Regions from separate parts of the Homo sapiens genome. Here region 1 is linked to region 2. Evidence: read pairs that join two places in POLR2A ChIA-PET (ENCODE). Cell type or tissue: GM12878. All regions are shown on one strand. Links, peaks and the distances in the headings refer to the core of each region. The heading gives the core; the rest is flanking DNA.

The links. ChIA-PET counts read pairs that join two places held together with the same protein. Peaks named below come from ENCODE experiments on the same cell type or tissue, not always from the same donor. Only the 100,000 strongest peaks of a DNase experiment are listed, where the experiment ranks them.
Region 1: POLR2A ChIA-PET joins it to region 2 with 6 read pairs; 1 of 35 experiments calls an interaction of 5 or more read pairs at or near these places.

What each region holds. Positions count from the first base shown.
Region 1 is chr16:22,009,107-22,017,079 of GRCh38, forward strand. The region is part of intron 1 of MOSMO (modulator of smoothened); the gene reads left to right. Among named protein-coding and RNA genes, the nearest start is that of MOSMO, 5.0 kb to the left of the region's middle. In GM12878, for the core only: no CTCF peak of the experiment used is centred there; no DNase peak of the experiment used is centred there; H3K4me3 peaks cover 779 bases.
Region 2 is chr16:23,845,360-23,853,332 of GRCh38, forward strand. The region is part of intron 2 of PRKCB (protein kinase C beta); the gene reads left to right. Among named protein-coding and RNA genes, the nearest start is that of PRKCB, 13 kb to the left of the region's middle. RefSeq lists a silencer at 1,977-2,195. In GM12878, for the core only: no CTCF peak of the experiment used is centred there; no DNase peak of the experiment used is centred there; H3K4me3 peaks cover 1,363 bases; H3K27ac peaks cover 2,956 bases.

The DNA of each region.
Region 1 (7,973 bases), core at 1,762-6,761, 1.8 Mb before region 2:
GAGAAGCTTGTGGCTTCGGATTTTCCCTTTGAAGTGTGTATGTGGTTATAATTCTGCTTTATTTTAGGCCCGGGAGCTATAATACTACTAATAATAAACCTCATTTTATGGAGCGTCTTTCATTCCAGCGCATCACAAAAACGCTGGAGAGCTCTTAATAGTAGTTACAAAATTAAATAACACATTACAGTTGCAGGCAGCCCGGCAGCGGGAGCAGTGCTTGCTGTACCACCACGGAGCTGTGGGCGGGAGAGGCAAGGTGGTGCCCTCGGGAAAGAGGCGGGCATCTTTCTGAAGGGTACCCCAGGTGAATGCGCTTCCAAGATTTTTCTCAGCTTGGGCCACTTCTTTCCCTGTTACCTCTTCTCCCTCCCCTCTTCCCCCGCCTCTCTTTCTCCCTCTCTCCCAGACCTGTGAGACCAAACCTTAATTAATGTAAACAGCTGTCAGGAGAGCTGCTCCGATTTAAGGAATGGTCTTGTTTTTTAACTGCTTGTTCAGTGCAGGTGAAGGAACTTTTGGAGGGTTGGGAATGTCAAGCTCCCTCCATGGATAATTTCTTATAAAAATGCGGCCGGGCGCGGTGGCTCACGCCTGTAATCCCAGCACTTTGGGAGGCCGAGGCGGGCGGATCAGGAGGTCAGGATTTCGAAACTAGCCTGACCAACATGGCGAAACCCCGTCTCTACTAAAAATACAAAAAAAAAAAAAAAAAAAAAAAAAAAAAAAAAGAGAATTAGCCGGGCATGGTGGCGTGCACCTGTAATCCCAGCTACTCAGGAGGTGAGGCAGGAGAATCGCTTGAACCCGGGAGGCAGAGGTTGCAGTGAGCTGAGATTGCGCTACTGCACTCCAGCCTGGGCGACAGAGCGAGACTCTGTCTCAAAAAAAAGAAAAAGAAAAGCATCACTGTGCTGTCAAAACTTAATTTTTAAGTATTACTTATGGTTCTGTATTTATCCTGCAATATTTTTAGCTCTTAGAAAAAAAGTGGTAGCTGGGACATTTGTTGCTTCCTCCTCCCTCCCTTCTCTCCCCCAATCTAGACCTAGTAACACAAAATCATGCTGTCATATTCACTGGTTATTAAAATAACACTCTAAAAATTCTGCTACTTTTCTTGCCCATAGAGTTTTAGCAGAACTCTTAATTGTAAAAGATATGAAGAATCAGGATGGTTTCGAATTTGGTGGTACTATGGGCTTTGTTTATGAAAATATTGTTGCTGCCCGACAACTTAACACGGTTACATGTATGACATCCAGTTCGTGACCTGTTGATGTTTTTATCCTACTTACATGTGTATTGACTCCTTTTATGAGACTTTCAGGCTTCACGTACTTAGGGGAAAAGGGGTTTCGGTGCTGTAGCAGAAGGAATCTTTTTACAAAGAAGTTTTAGATAGAATCCCAATAGATAAAATAGACTAAATGACCATGCAAAAGATATAGTTGAAAGAGAAGAATTGTTACATATAAAAGAGAAGAAAGATAAGTGATAGCATAACGTTCCTAAGATGGAAAAGGGCATAGCCGGGCGTGGTGGCTCATGCCTGTAATCCCAGCACTTTGGGAGGCCAAGGCGGACGGATCACCTGAGGACAGGAGTTTGAGACCATCCTGGCCAACATGATGAAACCCTGTCTCTACTAAAAATACAAAGAAGTTAGCCGGGCGCGGTGGTGCATGCCTGTCATCCCAGCTACTCGGGAGGCTGAGGCAAGAGAATTGCTTGAACTTGGGAGGCGGAGGTTGCAGTGAGCCAAGATCACGCTACTGCACTCTGGCCTGGGCGACAGAATGGTACTCCGTCTTAAAAAGAAAACAGAAAAAAAAAAAAAAAGGGCAAGCTCCTCTTGTATTCAGAAGAAAGCAAGGATAGAATGAGTATAACTCTTTAAAATTTGGAGGCAAAATTGGCTGTGAGTTGCCATGGAGATAGGAGCAATGGATGTCCAAGGTCTGAGGAAATAGAAACTGTTCGAAATAATTGCAGAGAAAGCTTGCCAACGGTGATAAGTAGGTTTGTCTAGCAGCACTGATGCGTCGTGGAAGTTGATGGTCATGAACATACAGTGTGATAACCTATCTGCCCTCTTGACCTTTTCTAGTAGTGCTATGTCATTTTGGTACTAAGGTAGGTGAATTTTCCAAGTGTTCTTGGAAATAAGGAAACATCAAGAATAATGTAAAAGCCTCATATACAATAATGAATAATAAAGAATAATGTGAAGGCTTCATTCAAGGTTGGGGTTTGCCAGATACATTGCAACAAAATGACAGAGCAGCCAAGGTATTTAGGATAGTGGCCAAAGTATTGTAATGATGGCTTATGGAGTGTCAGCTGGATAAAGAGTGAAAATGAATAAAAACTAATGGATTGTTCAGTCGAATAGCAGATGGTACAATGGTACATGGCCAGTAGAATAGGGGACCCAATAAAATTGAAGACCAGTCAGAGTGGGAGTGATCAATCCAGCAAAGTGGAATGGCAGGGGATCGTAGGCACAAGGTCCAGAGTGTAACAGTGACAATGTGTGGCTGATGTGGGATCGAGGAAGTGATTGTTTTTTTTCTAAAAGTTTTCCTTGCCATCTCAGGATACCACTCCGTTAAATATTATGGCTAGAAAGAGGAATAAGAGATACTAGGAACATAGGAAATTTTTAAAATTCTTATCTAGCATGTATTTCTTACCTTACATATGTCAGGCAGTAAACCCCCCAAAACATAAAACGAATGGGACAGTATGTTCCTTGGTTTACCGTTGTGCTTGAGCTTGTATGCTGTACAGTCTCACCTGAGCAGGCAGATGTAGTCCTGAGTTAAAAAAAAAAAAAAAAAAAGTGCAGAGTTACACCTTCCAAATCAATGAAACATTTACAAGAAGTTCAAGTAAGATCTCAGTGGTGACAGGTCTAGCTTATTTCAAGAGCTGCACAAAAGCCACTTAACCTGGCAACAAAAAGTTAATGTGTTGGTTCCCTTTGGTGTATTATATTCAGTCTATTAAAGTTTTGATTGTGATGTTTTCATTGCAGTTTTTATACCGGATAAAATGTATTTTAGAAGTAGAACTTTTGGAGCTGAAATAGTCTGCAGAATGTAGCTTGAAAACCACGGCAGTGAACTACTAAGGGAAAGTTTCAGAATTCAAGTCTAGACTTCATCACTTCGTAGCTCTGTAGCTTTAGGGCAGGTTCTTTAGCCTCTCTTTGTCTCCGTTTCCTCCTGTGTAAAGTAGGGATAATAAAAGTATCCATCTCACTGGGATATTTTGATAATTAACTGAGTTAACCCATGTCAAACATTTAGAACAGTACCTGACACACAGTAAATGCTCAATAAAAATTACATATTGTTATATTGCTGTTCTAGTTTATAAGAACAGGTGTCAGAATCCAGTTTTGAAATGAAAGCCCAGAACTGTGAGAAATGATGTTTTTCTCTATTAGATGTTCTAGGAAATAAGGAAACATCAAGAATAATACAGCCATGCTTAGAACAAGTTAAATATATGTCCCTCTTGGCTTTGGACTTTCTCTGTCACTTCCGTGCTGTTCTTCCTCTTCCAGTCTCTCCATACTCTAATCTCTGTTCTCAGCTTCTACTTGAACTACCATAGAAGGAATAGAAAAAAAAAAAAAAAAAAGAGTAACTTCCTGAAGTCCCTATTGATAAACTGTTACTATAAGATTATGGACCATACTTTGGACAGCAGAGTTTTTCATGTTTTTATTGTCTTGGTCTAGATACAGAGAAAGTACATCCCTTTTATTTTCACCTGTGTGATTAACATTTCATCTACTTCTTGTAATGGCTTGTGGATTATGCACAAACTTTTGAAGATCTGAAACATATTGTATGTATGGGGGAAGGCACTCTAATGAAGACTGTTTGTGTTAGTGTAACCAGAAATATTAAATGTAGATGAATACAGTGGCAAAATTACATAATTCTGCTATGCTAAGGTCAAATTTCTGCTGGTTACTGGAACTCAACACCAATAGGAATATCTTTGATTTTATATAATGCTTCATAGTTTTTGAAGCACTTTGACATCCATTACTTGATCTGATTCCTTAGGATGTTTATATTTGGCCAATGTAAAATAGTCATTTTCACATTTTCCCCCACATGGTAGTGCTTTGCATGTGAGATTTGAGTTTCAGTGCTGCAAAGATTCCATTGAAGAAAATTCTTCACTGAAGTATTACCTATATGTTATTTATGCACACCTTTTACTTATCTTAAATGAAATTAAAATTCTTCAGTGGCTGGAGGTTTTCCCAGATTACAGAAGAGGGAAAGAAGGAGACTTGGGGGTCTTTGCTTTGTACAAGCTTCTTAATTTCACTGTCACTCTCTTCTCACCCCTGAAGAGACTTTTTGTCAGGGGGAAAAATTAGTGTTAGTTAATTTTAACAAGATAAACAGTTAAGTAAAGCTGCGTCTCTGATAAATATAAATGGTCTGCAGATCCCTTTAGTGAGGAAGGCATTATCCCCTCACAGCAAGGATTTCAGTGACCGTAATCCTAATCATCCTAGATAGATTTGCCTTATGTTCTTTATGAAGATTTCCAGATGTTCCCCAAAAGTCTCTTTCAAGTAGCTGAAAGAACTTCTCCCTTATGTCTCGTCAAAATTTCCCTAAAGTGGTTATCATATTCATGTTATAGTTTGTCATAACGAAGTTAAGGTTAGTGTATTCATTTCTGAAGATATTTTCATTCTTGTTGTTTTTAAAATTGTCTAGATGGGATGTTACTGTTTGGGGGGGGGGAATCTCAAAAACTGACATGTTTTTCCCTGCTTGTATTCTGAACTAGTTGAGGGGCAAAAAAGAAATAAGGTATTTAGGGGCTAAAATATTATTTTATTACTAAGAAAGAGGATATTGGAGAATGTCACTTACATTTGGGGGCACGTGACGTCCTACTCCTGGACCTTAAAATTGAGCAGACTTAACAATCCAGTCCCAGACAGAACTGGGGGAACTGCCCCTATAACACTTCCAGCATGACAGAGGAGAGATGAGTGCTTCCAAAGACAAAATGTTGGATCACATATGCCCATTTTCTCCTAAACTACCAGTCAGATGAAGTCAGTCCTTGTGACCTGACAAGGATTGAGTGAGGAGACACAAATGAGCTAAAAGTATTATGCCAACAGGATTCTGTCCTCTCCCCCGGTCTCCATTGCTCATGGATAATAAAATCGGGAATAAGGAGAAAGCCTTATGTGTTTAAAACCCACTATATGTCTAGCATTTTGTGAGGAAGAGTTTTCATTTTCTTCAGGTCTAAAGATTGGCAGGTGTTCAGGGAAGTGAAAGCCTTGGTGAGGGGTATCATTTCCTATTCTGCTACCTCCTACCTACTTCATAGGAAAATCTGGTAAACCTCAGATAAGGGACTGTGGTGCTTGACATCTATCTCATAAGGGTTCAAGATCTACAGGTAGATCCCAGCCTATGCACTGGGGATCCTCAGTTTAAAACACTAAAATTACAAGTTGCTCAAGCAGACCTGTTTATTAAGTAATAGAAAATGATTAAATCATTAGTCCTTTCCCTGGAACTGTAACAACTTCAAAGGTCACAAAGGTACTTTGACATGAAAGAACTCTGTAACATCAGTTGTTAAACAAACCTATCTCAAACTTTATTTTATTAATCACTTTGGACATGATTTATAGAGGACAGGATTTGGTTACCTAAAAGGGCAAACATTTTGAGATTGTGTTGTCCTTGAATTTAAAAAGCATTAATAATATTTCTTCATTGGCCTTTTGAGCCTATTTCCAGTAAATTTTTTTTAAAGAGCTTTATTGAGATGTAATTCACATAATACTAAAATTCATCCATTTAAAGTATACAAATAAAGTATTTAAAGTATACAAATCAGTGGCTTTTAGTATCTTCATAAAGTTGTGTGCTACCATCACCATAGTCCATTTCAGAACATTTTCATTACTCCAAGACCAGGCTAAGAGGTGCCTCTTAGCCTCCTAGGCAACCCCTAATATGCTTTCTGTCTGTTGATTTGCCTATTCTGGACATTTCCAATCATAGAATCTATGTGATCCTTTGTGACAGGCTTCTTAAACTTAGCATAATGTTCTCAAAGTTCATACATGTTATGACTTTTTTTTTTCTTTAAGAGACAGGCTCTTGCTGTGTTTCCCAGGCTCAAACTCCTGGGATCAAGCAATCCTCCAGCCTCAGCCTCCCAAGTAGCTGGGACTATAGATGCACGCTGCCACACCTAGCTATGTATTTCTTTTTTATTGCCAAGTATTCCATTATATGGATAGACCACATTTATTTAGCCATTCATCAGTTGGTGGACATTTGGACCACTCAGTTTTTTACTTCCAAGCATAAAAGTCTATGAAGATAAAGTGATTAAAGATGTTTTTTAAATGTGATTTTTTAAAAAGTGACATTATCAGTATAATCTATTTCAGCATATCAAGTAATAATTATCAATAAAAATTCAAAAACCGGTCTTTTTACAGTACTCACAGGACATGCTTAAAGCTTGAGATCATTTATGATACTGTGAATTCCCAGAGTGGACTAGATTTTCCAATAGGAAATTAGATCTCCTGAACAAAGCATTAATATTTCCTTTACAACCTTAGTTCCAAACATCATCTCTTTTATCATTACCAACAGAGATGGAGCCACTTCAGAATTAAGACTATAAATAAGCCTAAATGTTTTTGGAGAAGGGGAATTTAGGATGAAGAACATGAACAGCAGGCATGAGTAAATGGAAATCACTAAAAGAAGGAAATTCAGAAGAAAAAAAATTAGAGTAAAGACTGCTGATGCATTTGTTAGATTGGCCATACTTATTGAGTCCTTCCTTATTTGGCTGCCAGAACCCCTTTCAAATTTTGCATAGTAATAGTTACATATATCAGTTCTCCACTGTTCTGCTTAGTGTGACCAAAAACATCATTGTTTAATCCCTTTCCTGGTAAATACTGAGTTTGTATTGGAGTTGCAGTATAGTAAAATGGTTCTGTAGGATTTGGAGTCAGGCATATCTCTATTTGATTCTTGGATTCCTTTTTTATTAGCTTTATGATTTGGGGCATGTAATTTGATTTTTCAGCTATAAAATGGAGACAATACATTTACCTCAAAGGATAGTTGTGAGGAGATAAAATGTGGCATATAAGAGATTAGCACATTGTCCGATACTTAGTAAATGCTCAAATGTTAGTCATTTATTACATAAAAGCTCAAAACATCTGGATTTTTAGTGTTTCCCTTTTGTACTGTCTGTCTTATTTATTTACTTATACCTGCCTTGTTCCAGAAAGAGATTTAAGGCAACATAATGTGTCTGTATTTGAATGTTCGTGAACCCAGCTGGGTCCAATCTGGGAAGAGAGACTGCATAGTCAGTTGTTGTGGTAATACACACTTATGGGACACATGTAACTACCAAAACCAAGGAGTACTTGGGTTTTTATGTTTCTGGAACAGATTGAAGAGGTTTTCTAAGTGAAAGACAGCCTAGCATAGTGGAAATGGCACACGGGCTTTGGGGCAAACCAACATGTAGCCAAGTCCCTGTCCTACTATTTACGAGCCGTGTAATTGATCTTAGACAAGTTGCAGTTGAGGGTTTTTATTAATGAAAATTATATCATTCAGACCTGATTAATACCTCTTTCAGCACTTCCAATAGTTATGCAGGTTTAGACTCCAACTTTGTTCTCCTGTGGGTTAAAGAATATTAACCACAGTGTATTGTTAAGATCATTTAGTTCAGAGGTTAGTTTTAAAGGAATTTAAGAGCTGGTAGTACAGTTGGAGTATCAAGTCAATTTTTCTCACCTCAAAGTGTGAAAATAAGTTTGAAATATATGAGATAGTTGGTTCTTTATAGAAACCTGGCAAGCGATATAGCTGAAGATTTAGTTTATGGAATAAATTTTTTTCTAGTTACTAGCT
Region 2 (7,973 bases), core at 913-5,912:
GTCTGGGAATTAAAAAAAAAAAGCCCAACTTCTCATTCTCATTTTCTGAGGTAACTGGAGAAAGTCTGAGTTGTCAAGGAACTAGAGCTAAAAATCTGTATTGTAAAACTGCCCATATCCTGGATAATATATGCAACAGGGCTGAAGGCAGTGGCTCATGTCTGTAATCACAGCACTCCGGAAGGCCAAGGCAAGAGGATTGCTTGAGGCCAGGAGTTCGAGACCAGCCTGGGCAACATAACAAGACCCTATCTCAATTAAAAACAAAACAAAATATGTGCAGGAGACTTATCTTTGTGACATTCTATGGAGAAACCGTAAATATTTATTTGTATCATGGCTGCAAGTAAGATGAGTAAGTATTTGGTAGAACTAGCCTGTTACCTTGAGATGGCTTCTTTCCCAGTTTGACAGAGAACTTCATCTCCTCTTAGTTAATAACTCAGATAATGAGCTGACTTCCTTTTTGTTTAGGGTTTACAGTTTGAGGTGGCTGTTCTAAAGAAGAAAAATCAGACAATTTCAGAGGTGGAGGAGCAAGTCTGGGCCAATAGATTGAAAATAAATAAAAAGAGAGAGCACGGCATTTCAGTGAGAGGCATTTTGAGCTGAAAGTCAGTTTTCAGGGAGCACAAGATTACTCACATTGCCTGCCAAATACCTTCCTCACCCTGTGTCCATCTCTGATATATTACAACTCTTCATTCCTTTGGCTTAGGCAGTATTTTCTCTTGTTCAGAAGATACTTTTTAAGTAGTTTAACAATAAACAGTGTTGACTCACTTATAGAGAAAGGACTTTTGTCAAGTCTGTCTTTCTGATTTCATTAAGGAGAAAGTCTCAGTTGGTGTTAATATATCTTTAACAACCCTCTAACACAAATCTGGGCACTTAGTAGATATCTGTTGAATATTCTTTTTTTTTAATTATAAAGGAACTACAGGGAATTATGAGAATGTAAAACTATGGGCTGGGTATGGTGGCTCATGCCTGTAATCCCAGCACTTTGGGAGGCTGAGGTGGGTGGATCATCTGAGGTCAGGAATTCGAGACCAGCCTGGCCAACATGGTGAAACTCCTTCACTACTAAAAATACAAAAATTAGCCAGGTGTGGTGGCATGTGCTTGTAGTCCCAGCTTCTCGGGAGGCTGAGGCAGGAGAATCGCTTGAACCCGGGAGGCAGAGGTTGCAGTGAGCCAAGATTGCGCCACTGCACTCCAGCCTGGCGACAGAGCGAGACTCCGTCTCAAAAAAAAAAAAAAAAAAAAAAAAGTTAGTTTCTACCTATAAACCAACTTTTTTTTGAGTCAGCGAGGGTACACTTTTACCTAATGTTGAGCCTGGTTCTGTTCTACCCTGAGCTTGATTCTGTACTGGCTATTCCTCCTTGTGAACAGAGAAGGGAAGTTCAGTGTCTTTCCTGGAAATTTTTGGTGTTGTAAGGATGCTCAGTGTTCCTGAAGGTTGAGAGGAACAGCAAGGACAGGATCTGGTAGAGATGTCGCTTTTATTCAGAAGTGCTAAGCTGTTAATCATTACCATGGTTGTTATTACCTTTTAATTGCCATTTGTCCTGCTTGTTTGTGGTCTCCTGGGCATCTCCTTCCCCCTCAGCCCACAAGCAGAAAGTTGCCCTACAGAGTCAGGAGGAGAACTCAAACCCAGACCAGAGAGCTCTGATCCACTCCTATGGGTCTTGGAACTGGCTAAGTAGATGGAAATTAACTGATTCAAGATATGCAACACCATTAGTTCAACCATAGCTGTGTTCCTGGGGTGAATTCTAGCTTTCTTTTTTCTTTCATCTTGCTACTTCCCAGAGACCAGACTTTGGGCCTCTAGGGAAGGAGTATCAAATTGGGCTTGAGAGTTCAAGCTCAAAACAGACCTGATTTTAAATCTTGGTTCTGCTTCTCCATATCTTCATGACCTTTGGGTGGGTAAAATATGATCCTGCCTCTATCTATCTATCTATCTATCTATCTATCTATCTATCTATCTATCTATCTATCTATCTGTCCATCTATCTATCTATCCATCCATCCACCTATCCACCAATACATCCATCCGTCTGTCCATCCATCCATCCATCCATCCATCCATCCATCCATCCATCCACCCAGCTATTCTTCCATTCATTCATCCAAACATCCACCCATCCACCCAGCTATTCTTCCATTCATCCATCCAACCATCCATCCATCCATCCATCCATCCGTCTGGCTATCCAACCGTTTTTCCATTCATTTAATATATATTTATTGGATGCCTACCACATATCAGGTACTGTTCTAGGCATTGGAACTAGAACAGTGAACAGAACAGCATCGCTGGCTTCATGGAATTTACATTCTAGTAGAATAACAGTAATAAGTGAATAACATAGAACGAATATATTGTATAATGTCAGGTTGCCATATGGGCTTTGAAGAGAAGTAAGACACTGTCCTCACCCTTAAAGATCTTCCTGGTCTTTTAAAAGGAGAACAGCACATGGCCAATTAGTTCTGAGACATAATGTAAAGTGCTACACCAAGAATGTAAAAACACTTTGGATGGCATCCCTACTCCTCCTCGGACCGGTGAAGATTCCACAGAGGAGGTGACATTTGGGAACAGTCTTACAGCAGGAGTGGGAGTTCCCGGATTGACAAGGGGATGAGGGCAGGGGAGGGTGTTTCAGGCACAGGACAGGACAACGCAGTTGAGATAGTGAGGAGAGAGAATAGGGCACATGCAGGGAACAGGAAGAAGAGGGTGTGAGGGAGGGAGGAGCAGGTGGGAGGTGAACGTCATATCAGAGGGGTTGGCCCCTGTGAAGGCAGTGTAGTGACTAGGAAGTGGTTGTTGTCACTGTTTTAAAGTGGGATGTGTGGGGGTGAGTGAAATGGCCAAATGTTTGAAAAAGAGGAGCATGAGATGCCTTTGGCAACAATACTTGCCATGACTCAAATCCTGAAATTCTAGGCCTGCAGTGATGGAAGTCAGGCAGGAGAAACTGAAATGGCCATTTAGAAGCAGTGGGGGTGCCTTACCGGAGCACCTCGTGGCTGTTGCTATTTTTCACACCCTAAAGAGACATTTGGAATTTCATGTCAGTCATATTGTTGATTGTTCTATTTTGAGGGTGGTTACTAGTTATTTTTATGGTTCTAACAATAGGGACATCTCTCTTCACTGTATCCTTAGACGCGGAGGGCCGTAGAAATGAATTTTCCTCTGAAAGGCATCCTCCCACTCCCTCTCCCTCTCCACTGCTGTCACCCAGTGGGTACGTGTTTATTGAGCACATGCTGCACATGGTGGTGAAGAGTTGGTGTTTTGGAGAAAGAAAGGCTTCGATTTAAATCTTGACTTCTTGCTGTGGGACCTTAAGCAAGTTACTTAACCTCTTCGAGCTTCTGTTTTTTCATAGCTAAAAGGATATAATAATAAAACCTACTTTATGTGAAGTGTTTCTTAGCACCCTACCTGACATATATACAGTAAGCACTTGATAAATGGTAGCTATTTCTGTTCTTCCTAGGACTGGGCACTGTCCTTGTCCTTACTGAGTTTATAATCCTGTTGGGGAGGCAAGATGAATGCTCTTGAATCAAGGAGACGACGCAAGAATGGATGTGCTTACATGTCGTGGTCAATAGCATTAGCTGCACCTTACAGTGGATCTTAGAGAGAAATGCTTGGTTGGGGCCGGAGAGGTGATTTGAGTGTGAGTGAGCACAGTGCTTTCTGAGAAACCCTTTCCTGGCCTGCAACACTTTAATTTGTGGGAAACCTCAGGAAGTAGAATTGCAATCTGTGATCGCCCCATCGGCTGACCTCACTTCAAAAATGTATTGGTAGCATTTCAACTTTAAATAGATTTGTGACCATTTCACCCTTCTAAATTTGGGTTCCCTTCACCCTTTGGGTGGAGTGTTTATATCCCTTTTCGGTTGAAGAAGCTGACAGATAGTGTAGGTGAAGGTGGAGGGTGAAGTCTGAAGGACGGTCGCTTGTCTCATTGGGATAGTCAGGGCAGTGATTTTTGTGGGATGGCCCTATATTGAAGATCTTCTTTCCCTCCCTAAAGGTAGAGACCATTCTTTAGAGTTTAGTGAGTGCTGCAAATGAAGATTTGATCGTTATTTGGATTTTTTTGCATGTGTATGTGTGGATTTTTTTTGGTAGTTATCCAGATACATTTTGTGGCAAAATTTATGGCTGAGGGTATTGATAATTGTTTCTGAGACAAACAGTGCACTTAGGGAAACAGGATTGACATATAGAGTAGAGAAGGACTTCTTTTTATTTCAGTTGGATATTCATCTTTTGGTGGCTAGCTTTTTTTAAAAAAACTATTAATATTATTTTTGATTGACAAATCATAATTGATGGGGTACAATGTGATGTTTTGATACATATATACAATGTGTCATGGTTAATTCAAACTAATTAATATAACCATCAGCTTGTTTACTTATTTTTTATGGTGAGACATTTGAAATTTACTTAGTTATTTGAAATATATGATACACTTATTATTGACTATGTTACCCTGCTGTGCAATAGATCTCCAAACCTATTCCCCTTGTCTATCTGAAACTTTGTATCCTTTGATCAACAACTCCTTCCCTCATCCCAGATTCTGGTAACCATCCTCCTACTCTCTACTTCTATGACTACGACTTTATTAGATTCCACATATACGTGAGATCATGCTGTATTTGTCTCTGTGTTTCTGGCTTATTTTACTTAGCATAATGTCCTCCAGATTCATGTATATTGTCACAAATGATATAATTTCTCTCTTTTTTTTAAAGTCTGGGTAGGATTCTATTGTGTGTATACACCATACTTTCTTTATTCATTCATCCTCTGTTGAACACTTAGGTTGATTCCCTATCTTTGCTATTGTAAGTAGTACTGCAACAAACATGGGAATGCACATATTCTTTGACATATTGATTTCAGTTGCTTTAAATATATGCCCAGAAGTGGGATTACTTAAAAAAAATTTAATTTAATTTTTTTTAATTTGAGACTGAGTTTTGCTCTTGTTGCCCAGGCTGGAGTACAATGGTGCGATCTCAGCTCACTGCAACCTCCACCTCTCAGGTTCAAGACATTCTCCTGCCTCGGCCTCCCAAGCAGCTGGGATTACGGGCATGCACCACCACGCCTGGCTAATTTTGTATTTTTGCTAGAGACGGGGTTTCACTGTGTTGGTGAGGCTGGTCTCAAACTCCTGACCTCAGGTGATCCACCTGCCTTGGCCTTCCAAAGTGCTGGAATTACAGGTGTCAGCCACCATGCTCGGTGGTAGTTCACTTTTTTGTTTTTTTGAGAAACTTTTAGTACTGTTTTTCATAAGGCTATACTAACTTACATTCCCACCAACAGTGTATGGGTCCCCTTTTCTCTACATCTTCTCCAACATGTTATTTTTTATCTTTTTGATAAAAGCCATTCTAACAGGTGTGAGGTGATATCTCACTGTGGTTTTAATTTGCATTTCCCTAGTGCTTAGTGTGCTGAACATTTTTTCAAGTACCTATTGGCCATTTGTGTGTCTTCTTTTGAGTAATTTCTGTTCAGATCCCATTTTTAAATCAGGTTATTTGTTTACTTGCTATTGAGTTGTTTGAGTTCTTTGTATATTTTGGATATTAACTTCTTATCAGATACAGCATTTGCAAATATTTTTCCCATTCTGTGGGCTGTCTCTTCACTTTGTTAATTGTTTCCTTTGCTGTGAGGAAGCTTTCAGTTTGATGCCCTCCCATTTGTCTCCTTTTGCTTTTGCTTAATCATTGCCCAAACCAATGTTGTGGAGTTTTTCCCTTATGTTTTTCTCTAGCAGTTTTATAGTTTCAGGTTTTAAGTCTTTAATCAATTTTGAGTTGATTGTGTATGTGGTTTGTAAGATAAAGGTCTAATTGCATTCTTCTACATGTGGATATCCAGTTTTCCCAACACCATTTACTGAAGAGACTGTCCTTTCCCTCATTGTGTGTTTTTGGCACCTTTATCAAAAATCAGTTGGCTATAAATGTGCAGGTTTATATCTGGGCTTTCTATCCTGTTCCATTGGTTGATGCATCTGTTTTTATGCTAGTACCGTGCTGTTTTGATTACAATTGCTTTATAATGTATTTTGAAATTAAGTCGTGTGATTCCTCCAGCTTTGTTCTTTTTGCTCAATGTTGTCTTGGCTATTTGGGGTCTTTTGTGGTCCCATATGAACTTAGGGATTGTTTTTTCTATTTCTGTGAAAAATGACATTGGAATTTTGATAAGAATTGCACTGAATCTGTAGATTGCTTTGGCTAGTATGGACATTTTCACAATATTAATTTGTCTAGTCCATGAACACGGAATATCTTTTCATTTATTTGTGTTTTCCTCAGTTTCTTTCATCAGTGTTGTATAGTTTTCAGTATACAGATAGTTTGCTTCCTTGGATACATTTACACCTAAGTAATTTTTTTTTTGCTGCTATTGTAAATTAGTTTGTTTTCTTAATTTTCTGGTCTGGTAGTTTGTTATTAGATAAGCTAGTATATAAAATTAGAATAATTAGATAATCTAATATAGAAACACTACTGATTGTATGTTGGTTTTGCATCCTGCAGTTTTATTGAATTTGTTGATCAGTTCTAACAGCTTTTTTAGTGGATTCTTTAGGGTTTTCTGTATATAAAATCACCTTGTCAACAAATAGAGACAAGTTCACTTCTTCCCTTCCTATTAGGATGCCTTTTATTTCTTTCTCTTTCCTAATTACTCTGGCTGGGACTTCCAGTACTCTATTGAAAAGAAAGGGTGAGAGTGGGCGTCCTGATCTTAGAGGAAAGGCTTTCAACTTTTCAGTGCTGAGAAGGATGTTAGCTACGGGTTTGTCATAATAGAGCCCATAGTGTTTATTGTGTTGAGTGCATTTCCTTTATACCTTATTGCTGAGTACTTTTTTCATGAAAGAATGTTAATTTTTTTCAAGTGCTTTTTTTTCCTGCATCTATTGAGATGATCATATGATTTTTATCCTTTATTTTGTTAACATGGGTATCACATTTATTGATTTCTATGTGTTGAACCATCCTTGCATCCCAGGGAGAAATCCCACTTGATCATGGTGAATAAAATTCTTTTAATGTGTTCTTCAATTTGGTTTGCTAATATTTTGTTGAGGATTTTTCCATCTATGTTCATCAGGGATATTGGTTTATAGTTTTCTTCTCTTGTGTTTTTGTTTGGCTTTGGTATGATAGTCTTGGATAATGAGTTTAGAAATACTCCCTTAATTTTTTGGAAGAGTTTAAGAAGAATTGATTGACATCCAGATCAAGAAACAGAACATGCTGGTACCCTAGAAGCATCATCTCACAATCCCTATCAACCGTATCCTTCAGGAGTAATCACTATCCTAACCTCTATCACCTATGATTACTTTCATCTGTTCCTGAACTTATGCCCACTTTTCTGTTATGCAACTCCATTGACTTATGCCCATTTTTCTGTTAAAAAATTTAAAAAGTGCAGAGCTTTAAGTTACTGAGGCTGAGCCTGAGAAATGTTAGCTGGGACTTTTTTAGTTTTGCATAGAGGAAGTGAAATCCGTATGGGAGACAGGCACCTTCTGGAATCACCCATTGGGGAATGGTGCCGTTTGCCTTCTTTGGGGAACATCTGCTTCCTGTTTCAATGTTGCCCATCGGTTCCAGACTGTTCAACAAGGAAGCCAGGGCATTCTGACAGTTTTTCCACACAATAATTTAGCTCTGTAAATACTAGGAAAACTTGAGCTCACAAACTATTTTTAGGGCTTAACATTTCAAAAATTCTGTATTAGTAAGAATCTATTAAAGCTGCTGTAACAGACAAACCTTGAAGTCTCTGTGGCTTGACAGAAGGGAGTTTATTTCTTACTCATGTCACTAACCAGTGCAGGTGGTCCTGGTCAGGACATCTTCCACAGAGTCACACAGGA